Regions from separate parts of the Homo sapiens genome. Here regions 2, 3 and 4 are each linked to region 1. The links are chromatin contacts, found by Hi-C in ENCODE. All regions are on one chromosome and are shown on one strand. The core of a region is the stretch at or near the end of the contact, and the rest is flanking DNA. Distances in the headings are between cores, read along the strand shown. Region 1 holds the start of PDHX (pyruvate dehydrogenase complex component X). Region 2 holds the start of FJX1 (four-jointed box kinase 1). Region 3 overlaps ABTB2 (ankyrin repeat and BTB domain containing 2). Region 4 overlaps ABTB2 (ankyrin repeat and BTB domain containing 2).

The links. Hi-C counts contacts between places; a loop is a spot of excess contacts on that map. Pooled maps may share reads with other maps.
Region 2: a loop to region 1 is called in a map of PC-9, with 5 times the contacts of the local background. The contact joins the promoter of FJX1 here to the promoter of PDHX in region 1. A Hi-C loop is called at or near these places in 2 of 168 maps with a recorded cell type or tissue (CD8-positive, alpha-beta T cell and PC-9), 7 of 37 single-sample maps with no recorded cell type and 10 of 50 pooled maps.
Region 3: a loop to region 1 is called in a map of B cell, with 10 times the contacts of the local background. The contact joins the enhancer-like site here to the promoter of PDHX in region 1. A Hi-C loop is called at or near these places in 2 of 168 maps with a recorded cell type or tissue (B cell and naive thymus-derived CD4-positive, alpha-beta T cell), 6 of 37 single-sample maps with no recorded cell type and 9 of 50 pooled maps.
Region 4: a pooled map shows a loop between it and region 1 (5-fold over the local background). The contact joins the enhancer-like site here to the promoter of PDHX in region 1. A Hi-C loop is called at or near these places in 4 of 37 single-sample maps with no recorded cell type and 8 of 50 pooled maps.

Annotation. Positions count from the first base shown.
Region 1 is chr11:34,915,187-34,918,068 of GRCh38, reverse strand. PDHX (pyruvate dehydrogenase complex component X) reads right to left here and starts at 1,451. Exons shown (of 11, transcript NM_003477.3): 1 at 1,254-1,451. The coding sequence starts at 1,413. It overlaps APIP (APAF1 interacting protein), which reads left to right and starts at 1,690. Exons shown (of 7, transcript NM_015957.4): 1 at 1,690-1,841. The coding sequence starts at 1,785. RefSeq lists an enhancer at 1,150-1,449 and silencers at 1,620-1,669, 1,690-2,029.
Region 2 is chr11:35,616,828-35,619,709 of GRCh38, reverse strand. It overlaps FJX1 (four-jointed box kinase 1), which reads right to left and starts at 1,250. Exons shown (of 1, transcript NM_014344.4): 1 at 1-1,250. The coding sequence starts at 1,073. RefSeq lists enhancers at 1-295, 296-930 and silencers at 503-772, 783-1,042, 1,063-1,132, 1,230-1,391, 1,213-1,542 and 1 more.
Region 3 is chr11:34,232,821-34,235,702 of GRCh38, reverse strand. The region is part of intron 1 of ABTB2 (ankyrin repeat and BTB domain containing 2); the gene reads left to right. Among named protein-coding and RNA genes, the nearest start is that of ABTB2, 120 kb to the left of the region's middle. RefSeq lists enhancers at 1,172-1,501, 1,178-1,702. Within about 2 kb of position 1,507, at least 13 of the 41 ENCODE cell types and tissues checked have a DNase peak (open chromatin) inside an H3K27ac peak, as active enhancers do; they include B cell, where a contact is called at or near this core.
Region 4 is chr11:34,249,724-34,252,605 of GRCh38, reverse strand. The region is part of intron 1 of ABTB2 (ankyrin repeat and BTB domain containing 2); the gene reads left to right. Among named protein-coding and RNA genes, the nearest start is that of ABTB2, 110 kb to the left of the region's middle. RefSeq lists a silencer at 1,130-1,424. Within about 2 kb of position 1,430, at least 13 of the 41 ENCODE cell types and tissues checked have a DNase peak (open chromatin) inside an H3K27ac peak, as active enhancers do.

The DNA of each region.
Region 1 (2,882 bases), core at 202-2,701:
AAGATTAAGAGCACTCTTCCTAGATTATATCCAATACTAAACTTTTAATATTCCATGATTTTCTAAGGCAGTGAGTCTCAAAGCTCATTCCATTAAATGTCAAAATAAAACATCAAAACTCATCCAACATTTGTAAAATGCAGATTCCTGAGCCCCACACCAGACCAGACCGAATCTCTAGGAGCTGGAAAAAAGTTTAATTTCAACAAACTTGGAGGAGGGAAGAGAAGGAATTCTGCACACACTGTTAAAGCACCTCTGCTCCAAGGAATATGTTATGAAACATTACACCAAAAATGAAATAAATTGTTCCCATTAAGGAACCTTTAGGAACCCCAATACACTCATCTTACCATATGACTTTGTGTGATTTTTTTTTTCTGAGCCTAAGGTAGCTCAGAATATGAAGGCAACGTCTACTAGACCTATTTAAATTAAAATTCATTCTGTAGAGTGCCAGGAACGATGATTGGCAGGTAATACGTCACACTAAAAAACGTCAGTCCTATTCTCCATCCCCGCCTCCCTCCAACCTTCTCCCAAAATAAGGAAAAATAATACCCGGCCTGCCATTTTGCATACTGTTAAATACTGCAAGAATTGTGTTAACTGCATCAATATCATTACTAAACAACAATTTTCTATAATAAATTTTTGGTATGATTTATCTCCTAAATGTTTGCTCTTTCAAGCGAATATTTGCTTGAAACATTCTCCTGGACCTTTGTCTATCGTGATGCCGTAGGAATTTACAAATTTAAGTCTTCCACGAGTCATGGCGTGGGGTAAAACTCGACTGGCCTCAATGAAAACACCTCCTAACAGAGAGAGGCCTAGAGAATAAGTAAGAACTCCCAACAGTGGCTTTTCAATCTCGGCAACCTTGGGCAGCTTTTTCTCGTCCGAGACGTTTGACAACCCTAAAGAAACCTGAGCCTTGATTGGAAAGGGGGCTGAGGGAGGAGAGTTTGGGAACCCTCTCTGCGCCTCACAAATAACCCAAATTCCAAGGCAAGGTCACAAAGCCATACAAACCAGGGGGCCTAGGGCAGAGTCGAGTTCTCTCAGCTGCCAAGAAAGCCCTTCACAGCATGCATTAGGCCAAGTCGGCGGACCCCAACCGGAGAAAGAGGAAAGGGAATAAGGAGCCCGCGCACCTTCACACCCAAAAGCAGGCCCTCAATCATAACTGCCCCTGTCCCAGGCCCATCACTCAGCTACACAGAGAAGCTGAGCGAGCCCCGGCCACTCACCCCGAAGCCACTGCGTGCTGTGAAACCATCTCCAATTAGCTCCGCGGCTTACAGACCACCCAAGAGCCCCCTTCACCAGCCCTACGCTTCGGCGGCCGGGGAAGCCCACAAGATAACGCAGCAGCCGCGGATCACAGCCCAGCCTCCAGGAGGCCGCCATCTTGACGGCCTTCTCACTGGCTGCCCGCAGCACAGCCTGATGTCCAGCATCAAGGCCCCGCCTCCCGCATGGTTGGCCACGCCCCCAGACGCTAGCGGTGCCTTTAGGTCTCTCAGACTTGAACCCCCGCCCCCCAACCCAGCCCCGCCTCCAACCACGTTGGCCTTGCCTCCCGGGAAGTCAGGTGCGCCGCTGGATATCTCAGCCGGCGGGGCCTTACCAGACCCCGGCCCCCGCCCCGTTCGCCCCGCCCCCGGGCTGCCCTCAGCGCCGCCTGATTGCATTTGCGGCCTCGCTGCCGTATCCCAGGCTAAGCGCCGCGCGCAAAGCCGTGCGGAGATTGGAGGCCGCGCGGGTCCCTGGTCTGGGCCATGTCTGGCTGTGATGCTCGGGAGGGAGACTGTTGTTCCCGGAGATGCGGCGCGCAGGTAGGGGCGGGGCCACCGGTGCCCGGTATTCCCAGGAGGAGAGGCCCAGGCGGGACCCGGCGGCTGGAGCTGGGCGCAGGGTAGCGGGCCGGGCGTTTAGCTGCGGGGCGGGGTTTCGGGCCTGGCCGTTCGCTACCCCGGCGCACCGCGACCTTGGCGTTCGGAAGCAAGGCTGCGAGGCCCCAGGAGATCAGTGGTCTCGGGCGGGGCGCTCCGATGGCGGGAGCTGGGCGCCAAACGTTGGAAAGAAGCAAATAACTGAGAGAGGAGAGCGTTTAGGTGACCTCACCGGGTATTTATCAGGAAGGCAGGCCAGAGAAGGAATCGTGAAGCACCGAAGTGGAGCTGGGGCGAAGACCGCGCCCCCCAAGCTTCTTTTCTGCGCCCTGACGACCAGTTAGGCGTTTGGGGGGACGTTTGGCACTCGGGAGACGTTTGCCGAACCGGAGCTGTGCCTCAGCTGCCAGCGCTTTGCCTTTGAGCAGTTGCTCCTTGCCTATCTCCGTTTAGATGAATTGTGGGATGATCATGGGAACGATTCTTCCTTAAGCCGAAGTCAAAGGGAAATCCACCCTCACGCTGCATGTAGTTTTCGGTCATTTACACAAACCAACAGTTTTATGGAGCGCCTTCTACACGCTCAGAGATAGGGATACGTAAGATAAATGGCCCAGGGTCTGGAGAACTAGACGAATAAGCAGTTTCAGCACAATATGATAAACCCCACCTAAGAGGCAGGGAAACCCCTCAAAATTAGTTTCCTTATTCCCCCTATCTTATTCCTCCTATCTATATCTTTCTTAGGGTTGAAAATCCTAATTAAAAAGTAGTAACTCGCGGGAGATTTCATTGCTAAACATTTGTCAACCACTTTCTTGTTTGAATAAGTGACTTCCCCAAATTAGCAAAGACGACTCTGAAAATAGAATGCTGCATAGGCAAGATTGGATGAGAGAGAGAAGATCTTGGAGACAGGACAGGTAACTGGAGATCGTTCCTGGGCAAGTGTGTATGGAGAAGTGTCCGTACCCTCAATCAGTA
Region 2 (2,882 bases), core at 1-2,500, 700 kb before region 1:
TCGTTATACTTGTCCCACATGCCTGCTACCCGGTAGCCGTGCACCAAGCCCGCCTCATTGTCCAGAAAGACCAGCGCCCCGCCCGGACCGCGGTGCAGGTTGCTGGTGGCACGCTGCATGACGCGCGGGTCCCACTGCAGGCTGAAGAGGTTGCTTACGAGCCGGTCGAAGTTGGCCGTCAGGTAGTCGAAAAGGATTAAGTCGGTCCATTGTACTAGGTCCACCAGCTCCGCCTGGCTGAGGTTGGCCAGCTCACCCCCGGCATCCCGGAGGGGGCGCAGACGGCCGTCCTCCGAGCGCCAGGGCGCGGGCACCACCACGTCCGTGAGGTTGGGCAGCCAGCGTGTCAGGCTCACCACGCTGCCCTCGGTCCAGTGCGCAGCGCGCAGCTCCTCCTGCACCTGCGCCCACTGCGCGCCCCGAGCCTCCACCCGAGCCAGTGCCAGCGGCGGCACGTGGCGCTGGAGGCCCAGCAGGCGCGCCAGATAGTAAGACAGGGCCTCGCCCTGAATCTGCTCCGGGTTGATGCCGTAGCGCACGCAGGCGCGGGTGCCGTCGGCAAAACGGGCCAGTCGGTTGGAGCTGCGCCCGCAACCCCCGCGCTCCAGGGCCACCATCCGGGCGCCGCGAGCCGCCTCCAGCCACGCCGCCGCCTGGGCCTCCGAAAAGCCCGGGGGCACCTGCTCCTCCAGGCCGCGGCTCCAGAAGACGCCCCCGTGCACCGCGGCGCTCTCCTCCGGCCGGGGCTGCCTGGCTGACACGTGCCACCTGGGCTCGCTCCGGGACTGCCGGGGCGGGCCGTCCGCGCCGGCCGCCAGGGTGAGCAGCGCCCGGAAAGTTTTCAGGGAGCCGCCGCGGGCGTCCCACGCCAGGGGCGGGGGCAGAGGGAAGCGAGGCGCGGGCGCGGGGCCGCCGCTCCGGGCCGGGCGCCGTGGGAGTCGGTCTTCGGGCGGCCGGGAGGCGGGCAGCTCGGTCCGCGGCGGCAGGAGCCCTCCCCACAGCGCCAGCAGCGAGCCCAGCGCCAGCAGCCAGAGCCCCGCGGTGGCGGCGGCGCCCCGCATCCTCCTGCCCATGCTCCCGCGGCTGTGCCGGTGCGCCGCCGCCGCTTCAAGCCGAGCCCAGGCACCCGGGTCCCGGCGGCGAGGCGGGCCCGGCAGTTTGTGGGCTCCGGGGCTTCGGGCGCTTCGGCCCCATCGCGGCCGCGGGGCGCTGCGGGGCTCTGTCCGGCGCTCCGCCCGGCGCTGGGAACTCGAGTCCCCGCCGCTTCCCAGCTGCTTTTGTATTTCGCTGTGAGACCCTCCGGTGGGCGCGATTCACAGGCGCCCGGACCACGTGGGAGCCAGGGGGATCCCCCTCCCCCTCCTCCGCCTCCGCTCCCCGCCCCCCGCTCCCCCGCCCCCTTCCTCTCCTCTTCCACTTAAAGCGGCGATGGCTCCTTCCGAGAGGGAGAGGCGGCCCCACACTCGGTCCGGGACTTGGGGGCCTGGAGGAAGCCGGACTGGCTGCGCCCGCGCCGGGGCGTAGGAGGGGGTGGCGCAGAGCCGGAGTCTGGGGCCTGGCGGGAGGGACGCGCCCTGGGCCCTCGCGGGGGTGTCTTGGTCGCCGGGTCCCTTTGCCTAGGCAGCGCGGGTCTCCTGCAAACTTCAGACAGATTTCCACCTCTTTCCGAGCTCCGCCAGGCTAGGATCAGGCAGGGTCCCTTTGCTTTCTCAGTTTCTGTCTGGGTGATTCACGCTGCTTTATGTAAATCTCTGGGAATGTCTCCGAGCCACAGAGGATGTGATTCCAGCGGAAAGAGGAACCCGCTGTAGCCAACAACTTTGAACCGACACTCCCTTTTCCGAGCTCGCACATCAGCACCAATCAGTATTGGCCGCTCTGCCTTTCCCAACGGACTCCCAGGGAATGAAGCCTCGCTGTGCACGTGCCCCTTGAACACCTAGGCCATCTCCCATTCATTCATGCATCCATTCAACACAGCGACTGCCCCTCAGTTCTGGTTCTGCTTACCAGAAGCAAAATCCACAGATCCGGGTCCCAGTGCTGCTGAAATTTACATTCCAGTGGGACTCTCAGGTTGCTAAGAGAGATTATAGCCATCCAACCTCGTGTTGGGGAGAGGGGAGTCAGGGACGACTTTTCGAAAGAAATGATACCGTTTTGTCCATGAGGAAACTGAGGCACAGAGAAGGGATGGGTGTTGCTCAGGATTGCACAATTAGCAAGGGGCGAAGCTAAAAGTCAAACTCAGGTCTCCTGGCCGCATGCACTTGATTTTCCCTCCATTAAGAAAGATCAGTATTTTTTTTTTAATCAAGTCAGCATTCTCAAGTTTGAAATTCACTGTCATTTGACCACTTTGTTCCCCAAATGTGATTTTTCAATTAAAAGGATTTTTCAAATGGAAAGGAAAAAAACCTCAATCCCATACTGCATTTGATTTACTGCTTTTACGATTTAAGGGAAAAAGAAATGGTGGTGGTGGTGGGGGAGGGAGGTGGTGAAGGAGCAAAGAAAACAAAATGAACAACCTCTTCACCCCAACACATCTTCCAGCCACCTCTGGGTTACATTTACCAGGAAAACTTGGATGCCAGTCGGCCCTCCCTTACCTCTCTGTATCAGAATGAGTCCCAGATCCACACTGAGATTCCCAGGGTAGACACAAGATCAGGGGCATGGTGGAATCCACCTCTCAAAGGCCAGAGTTTGAAATCTGTTTCCTTACATGGTGTGTATCTTTTCTCTCCTTTCATCTTCCCATCAGGTGCACATGGGGGTTTTCAACTGGACTACCTCATCAGTTGGCACTGATTATGTTTTATTCTCCAAAGAAAAAACGTTCTAGGGTGATAGAGCGTTCCAGGGTGATAAAGCAGACA
Region 3 (2,882 bases), core at 258-2,757, 680 kb after region 1:
TCATGGCTTGTGGCTTAAAAGCCAGAAGGAGATCCCCAATCAGGTCCTGGATGGCTCTGATAGGCAAATCCTCTTAGGAAGGTGGGATCACAGGCACCAATTCCTTTTGACCTCCCCCGCTCCCCTTCCTGTGGGGCTTATTGAACAGAGGCTAATTCATTCAGTATTGGAGATGTAGCAGTTTATTGTGGGGTTCAAGATCCTTGTCATCTCTGAGGATAACAGAGAGAGCCCTTTTATTGAACTCTTGCTATGTGTCAGGCATTGGGTTTAGTGCTTTATGCGATATGTTCATAACCACTACAGAGAAGAAACCATATCCGCTTTACAGATGAAGAAACTGAGGTCTAGAGGTTAAGTACTTACCCCGGGTCATGGTCAGATATTTGGCTGATGGCATTCATTTCTTTTCTAGAAATGTCTTGAGCATCTATGTGGCTGACATTTTTCAGGCAATCCCTGCTATGCAGAGCTTGCATTTTAGAGGGAGTAGGGGCACCAGATACTGAGCAAGTAAGCAAATTAATAAACACAATAATCTCGGCCGGGCACGGTGGCTCACGCCTGTAATCCCAGCACTTTGGGTGGCTAAGGCAGGCGGATCACAAGGTCAGGAGATCGAGACCATCCTGGCTAACACGGTGAAACCCCATCTCTACTAAAAATACAAAAAAAAAATTAGCCAGGCGCCGTGGCGGGCGCCTATAGTCCTAGCTACTTGGGAGGCTGAGGCAGGAGAATGGCGTGAACCCAGGAGGCAGAGCTTGCAGTGAGCCAAGATAGCGCCACTGCACTCCAGCCTGGGCGAAGGAGCGAGACTCTGTCTCAAAAATAAATAAATAAATAAATAAAATAAACACAATAATCTCTGTATAAGTGCTTCAGGGAAACTAAAAGGGCCCTCTTCTGTGGCAGAACTGGGATTCCCAGTCTCTGAGGTTAAGCAGGAGCAGGTAGCATTACCCTGTAAGCTGGGAGTCGCAATAGGCAATTAGTTACCTGACTGTCCCAGGGCTTGGCACTGCCTGGTAGCCCTGCCTTTTCATAAGGAAAAGATTCCGCACAAAGCACTTTACCTAGGTTTTGTGAGAGGCGGAGCCAGAGCTGGCATCCGAGGTGTTCTCACAATGCTGGACTTTGAGGCACAGGAGAGAATTGCATTTCTCCTCTGAGCAGTGGAACCAGCCCTGGTGCCTCCCTTGCCCAGCCTCACCCTGGGACCCTGGGTGTGAGTAGTTAGTCTTGTTATCAGTGAGAGTAACCCAGGAATCTCCCTGATGGGGAAATCCCAGGTAATTTACTGTGTCTCTGATATTCCGGTTACAGCCTCTGCTCTAGAAAGGCCAGGGAGGGGAGAATCTAAAAGTTCTCCATTTCTCGCTTGAGATGGCATCCCCCCATGCTTTCCTTAGGCCTCCTTGAGTAAGGTGTCTGCAAATAGCTTCTCAGCATGACTTCACCCGGAAGCTCATCTGAGTGACTCACAGCCTGCTTTAGGCACCTCCTCCAGGGAGACGCTCTTACCCTTGCCCCCACCCCAACAGGGGAGGGGAGGGGAGAAGGGAAACCCCCTAACTGAGCCACGGAGAAGGCCTTGCCAGAGCACTGTGGAAAATACCTGCAGCCCAGCTTGGCCCTGCTTCAGGTGCCCTGGGATGTATGGTTTCTCTAGTCTTCTGAGAGGGATCAAGCTGACAATTCAAATTTGAGGGAGCGATGACCCTGGAAACTGTGTAGGTCTTAAAAAGAAATATATATCCAAACACACTGACCTGAAAAGATGTCCACAAAATACAGGATTCAGCATTAGGTGAAAAATAATTTCATTATGTTCCTGTTTCTCAAATTCGGTTTGTGATTTTAAAAAATTGATAGGTTAGTACATGTATTTGTACATGTACTATTTGTACTAAAAGCCTATTTGAAGAAAAATTATAATATATTAATAATAGTTATCTCTGGGAGGTAGTATTAAAAGAAACTTTATTCATTATTCCTTTCTGATTTTTAAAAAATAATCATAATTACCTTTATAATAAAAAAAAAAAAGGTGGGCCAGGTACAGTGGTTCATGCCTATAATCCCAGCACTTTGCAAGGCCAAGGCAGATTGCTTGAGCCCAGGATTTCAAGACCAGCCTGAGCAACATGGTGAGACCTTGTCTCTACAAAACATTTTTAGAAACTTAGCTGGGTGTGGTGGTGTACCCCTGTGGTCCCAGCTAATTGGGAGGCTGAGGCAGGAGGATTGCTTGAGCCCAGGAGTTTAACGCTGCAGTGACCTGGGAGGCGGAGGCTGCAGTGAGCCAAGGTCACACCACTGCACTTCAGCCTGGGCAACAAGGAGGCTCTGTCTCAAAAAAAAAAAAAGCTGCAGTGAGCCATGATCATGCCATTTCCCTTCTGCCTGGGTAATAGAGCAAGACCCTGTCTCAAAAAGAAAGGGTTGTTTTTTTGTTTTGCTTTGTCTTCAAAAAAATAAAAAGAAAAATCCTCATGCACCAAGCCCAGGTGTCCTAATTGTGTCCTCATTATTAAATGCCTAACTTCCCGTGGTGGACTGTTAGCAGGAAGCGACTGGGATGGACTTAACATTCACTTAGCAAACAGCTACCTCCCTAGCCACTGGAGGACCAAACCACTATGACAGGGTGTCTCCCTTCAGTGGCTCCCAGCATGATGGAGGGGGTAGTATATGTTTTGCGGGGCATTTGGGGTTTTGGGGGGAGGTTAGGGGGTTTTTTGAGACAGAGTCTCCTTCTGTCACCCAGGCTGGAGTGCAGTGGTGTGATTATGGCTCACTGCAGCCCTGACCTCACAGGCTCAAGAGATCCTCCCACCTCAGCTTCCCAAGAAGCTGGGACCATTACGCCTGGCTAATTT
Region 4 (2,882 bases), core at 181-2,680, 670 kb after region 1:
CCCCACCCTTCCCCCCATTCTCTCTCCCTGCTCTCCTCTCTTTCAGGCAGGTTGGAGGGTTGGGGGAGTGGCACAGGAGATGCCCTAGCACAGGTTAGGAATCTAGTCTTTCTCTTAGGGTCATGCCCAGCGGTGGTGGGGAGGTCATGATGTCCAGATGGCACTCTCCCCCTGTGACTGAGGAGGGCTGGTTAAGCAGTGGTCATTATCAGCTGCCTGGATGCTCCAAAGACACCTATTCCTAAAGGGAAGTCAGCCCCAAGCCAGGGAAGAGATGGGGCCAGTCCAAAGAAAAGGCTGATAGGAAGTGGGGAGATGCGATGGTTCAGGAAGAGGCTCGTGCATCTGGCCTCCTCGCTGTCACTCCTGCCACGGCTTTCCCAGGCATGGAGTCGTGGGGCTCTGGCCAGCTCTGGTGTGGGGGCTCATGCTGTGTCAGGTGACTTCCTTTCAGCTCAGCCTCATGAACCCCTGGAGCATGAACTCCGAACCACCATCCGGGCCTTGCTGTGAGTTTTGCAGCTTTCATGAAACTCTCCTCTTCCCTGGGATTGCAAGCCCCTGGGTGGAGGGGATGGGAGTGGGGTGGGGCTGACTTTGGCAGCTTAGATCCCTGAGTGCCCTAAACACTGTGACTCCCAGGATGGGACTGGGTGAGGAAAGTCTCCTCCACTGGCTGCAGATTTCCAGTGAGCACAAGAGGAAAACAATACCAGGAATGATTTGGATCTTTTTCTATCGTTCAAGCTCCTGTTTTTTTAGTCTGCGGTGAATCACTCCTCATGTCTCTGTAGATAGCCTCACATTCTGCTTTAGTTGTTTCCTGAGGAACAGTTGTGTCCTCCACTCCATTTTAACTTTCTTTACTGTAATTCCTTATATCTGTGTAGTGCTCTGACTTGAAGAACATACTCACCTTTTTGCATTGCACCTGGTCCCAGCAAATAAAAAAAAGTTCAGGAGTCTTACACAAATGCACGTCAGATAATGAGAGAAAGTAAAGAACCCTCCATGTACTCTCTTATAGCTCAGAGAGTGCGCGGCTTCCCCCAGCATAGCTGACATCCTGCTGGGCATGGCATGGACACCGGTCAACAGTTGGCCCAGGGGAAGGAGGAGGACAGGGTCCCTTTAACAGAGCCAGCCACCCTAGCATTTCACTGGTGCCTGAGACAGTGTCGGGAGCTGTGTTTCTGGCTGTATTTCTCTGTGTGGTCCCCCTTTGGAGATGAGCCCCGCCTCTTCCCCTGGGGCTGTCACTCAGCCAGAGCAGAATCAGTGTCAGCGCTGTCTGAGCAGGCTCCTTGCCTGTCACTAAGGCATGATTCACAGCTGAGTGATGCCCTCTGAAATCAGGGTGCAGAGCCCACGCCCATGGGCAGCCTCACCCGCTCTATTTTGGTGTTGGTTGTCACAGAATATGGGAGGAGCCATTCTCCTTGCCTCTGAGAGGCTCCTCCTACTTCCCCTTTACAACAGCCAGGCCAGCCCCTATTAAGAAGCCAGGGTAGAAGATTTATCTCTTAGCCCACCAGCTTCTACCTGCCAACTCCATGGGTGTAGCCTGAGAGATCAGAAGGAGGAGTAAATATAGGGGTAAAAACACATGTTTGATGGCAGACAGACCTGGATGTGAGTCTTGCTTTGCCTTTAACTAGCTGTGCTTCCTTGGGCAAGTTACTTAACCTCTCTGAACCTCGGTTTTCTCATATGTAAAATGGCAATGATGGTTTCTACCCCCCTAGTTATTCTGAGGATTAAATAGGCAGAAGGTAATTTGCAAAGTGCCTTACACACCTGGTAGGATCTCAGTAATGGCAACTTTAGCTTTATTAGAGGGAGCAGAGCATTTGTAGCCGCAGAAAGAAGTTTGGGGTTGGTGCTCTCTCTCTCAGGGAGGGAAACTTAGTGAAGGCTTCTGAGGATTGGGAGGAATTGCTCTGGAGACTAGAATGATGAAGCGTCTTTCTGCCATGTCTGTTCACTTTCCACATGCATCGCTCCTCTTTCAGGATGAAGTTTTATCTCTGTTTCTGCAGAAAGCTTATCCTAGGGTTTGTTTGAAAAATTGTTGCAGTTGGCCACAACCCTGCCATTTGATGTCAATAAATTCCACTTGTTTTCTCCCATGAGAAACTAAGCTATTTGGGCAAGGAAGGAAGAGATTTCAAGATTCACATTTATCGTCACTTTGTTGAGCAAGTATTTATTGCATATGCACTACATGCCAGACATCTTCATGGGTGCTGGGGATGATTCCCTGGCCCTACAGATTGCAGTCTGGTTGTACTAGAGGACTCTTATGGCCCCTTAAGAAGAACTGGGGAGTCTTCATTTGCCCCTGCTCTTGCACTGAAACCTTCAATGTCTACTTATTGCCAGAAGATACAAGGTCCTTAATGCCTAGATACCCTCAGCCTCCATCTACCTTGCCAGCCTTCCCTCCTCTGTGCTCTTAGAACACCCAGCTCTCCAAGACCCCTGTTCTTTCAGTTCCAAGGCAGCTTGTGCTTTTCTGCCTTGGCTCCTCCCTAGAATCCCAACTCCTATCAATCTTTGCCTGAGTTTCCCAGCTCTATCTTCCAGGACCAGCTCAAGGTGTCACCAGATCCCCAGGGATGCTTTTATAGTCACTGAGCACCATTGGGGTTATTCTGCCAGAGCCATGTAGACCACTCTATACCAGCAAGGTCTCATTTCACAGCCAGGCCACAAGCTTTGTGAGAACAGGACTGTGAACTGGGCTTCTTCAGCCCTCCTGATGTTATAGAGTGATGGATGCTGAAGAAATATTTACTTAGCTAGGCATGGTGGCACATCTGTAGTCCCAGCCACTCAGAAGCTGTGGCAGGAGGATCACTTGAACCCAGGAGTTCAAGGCT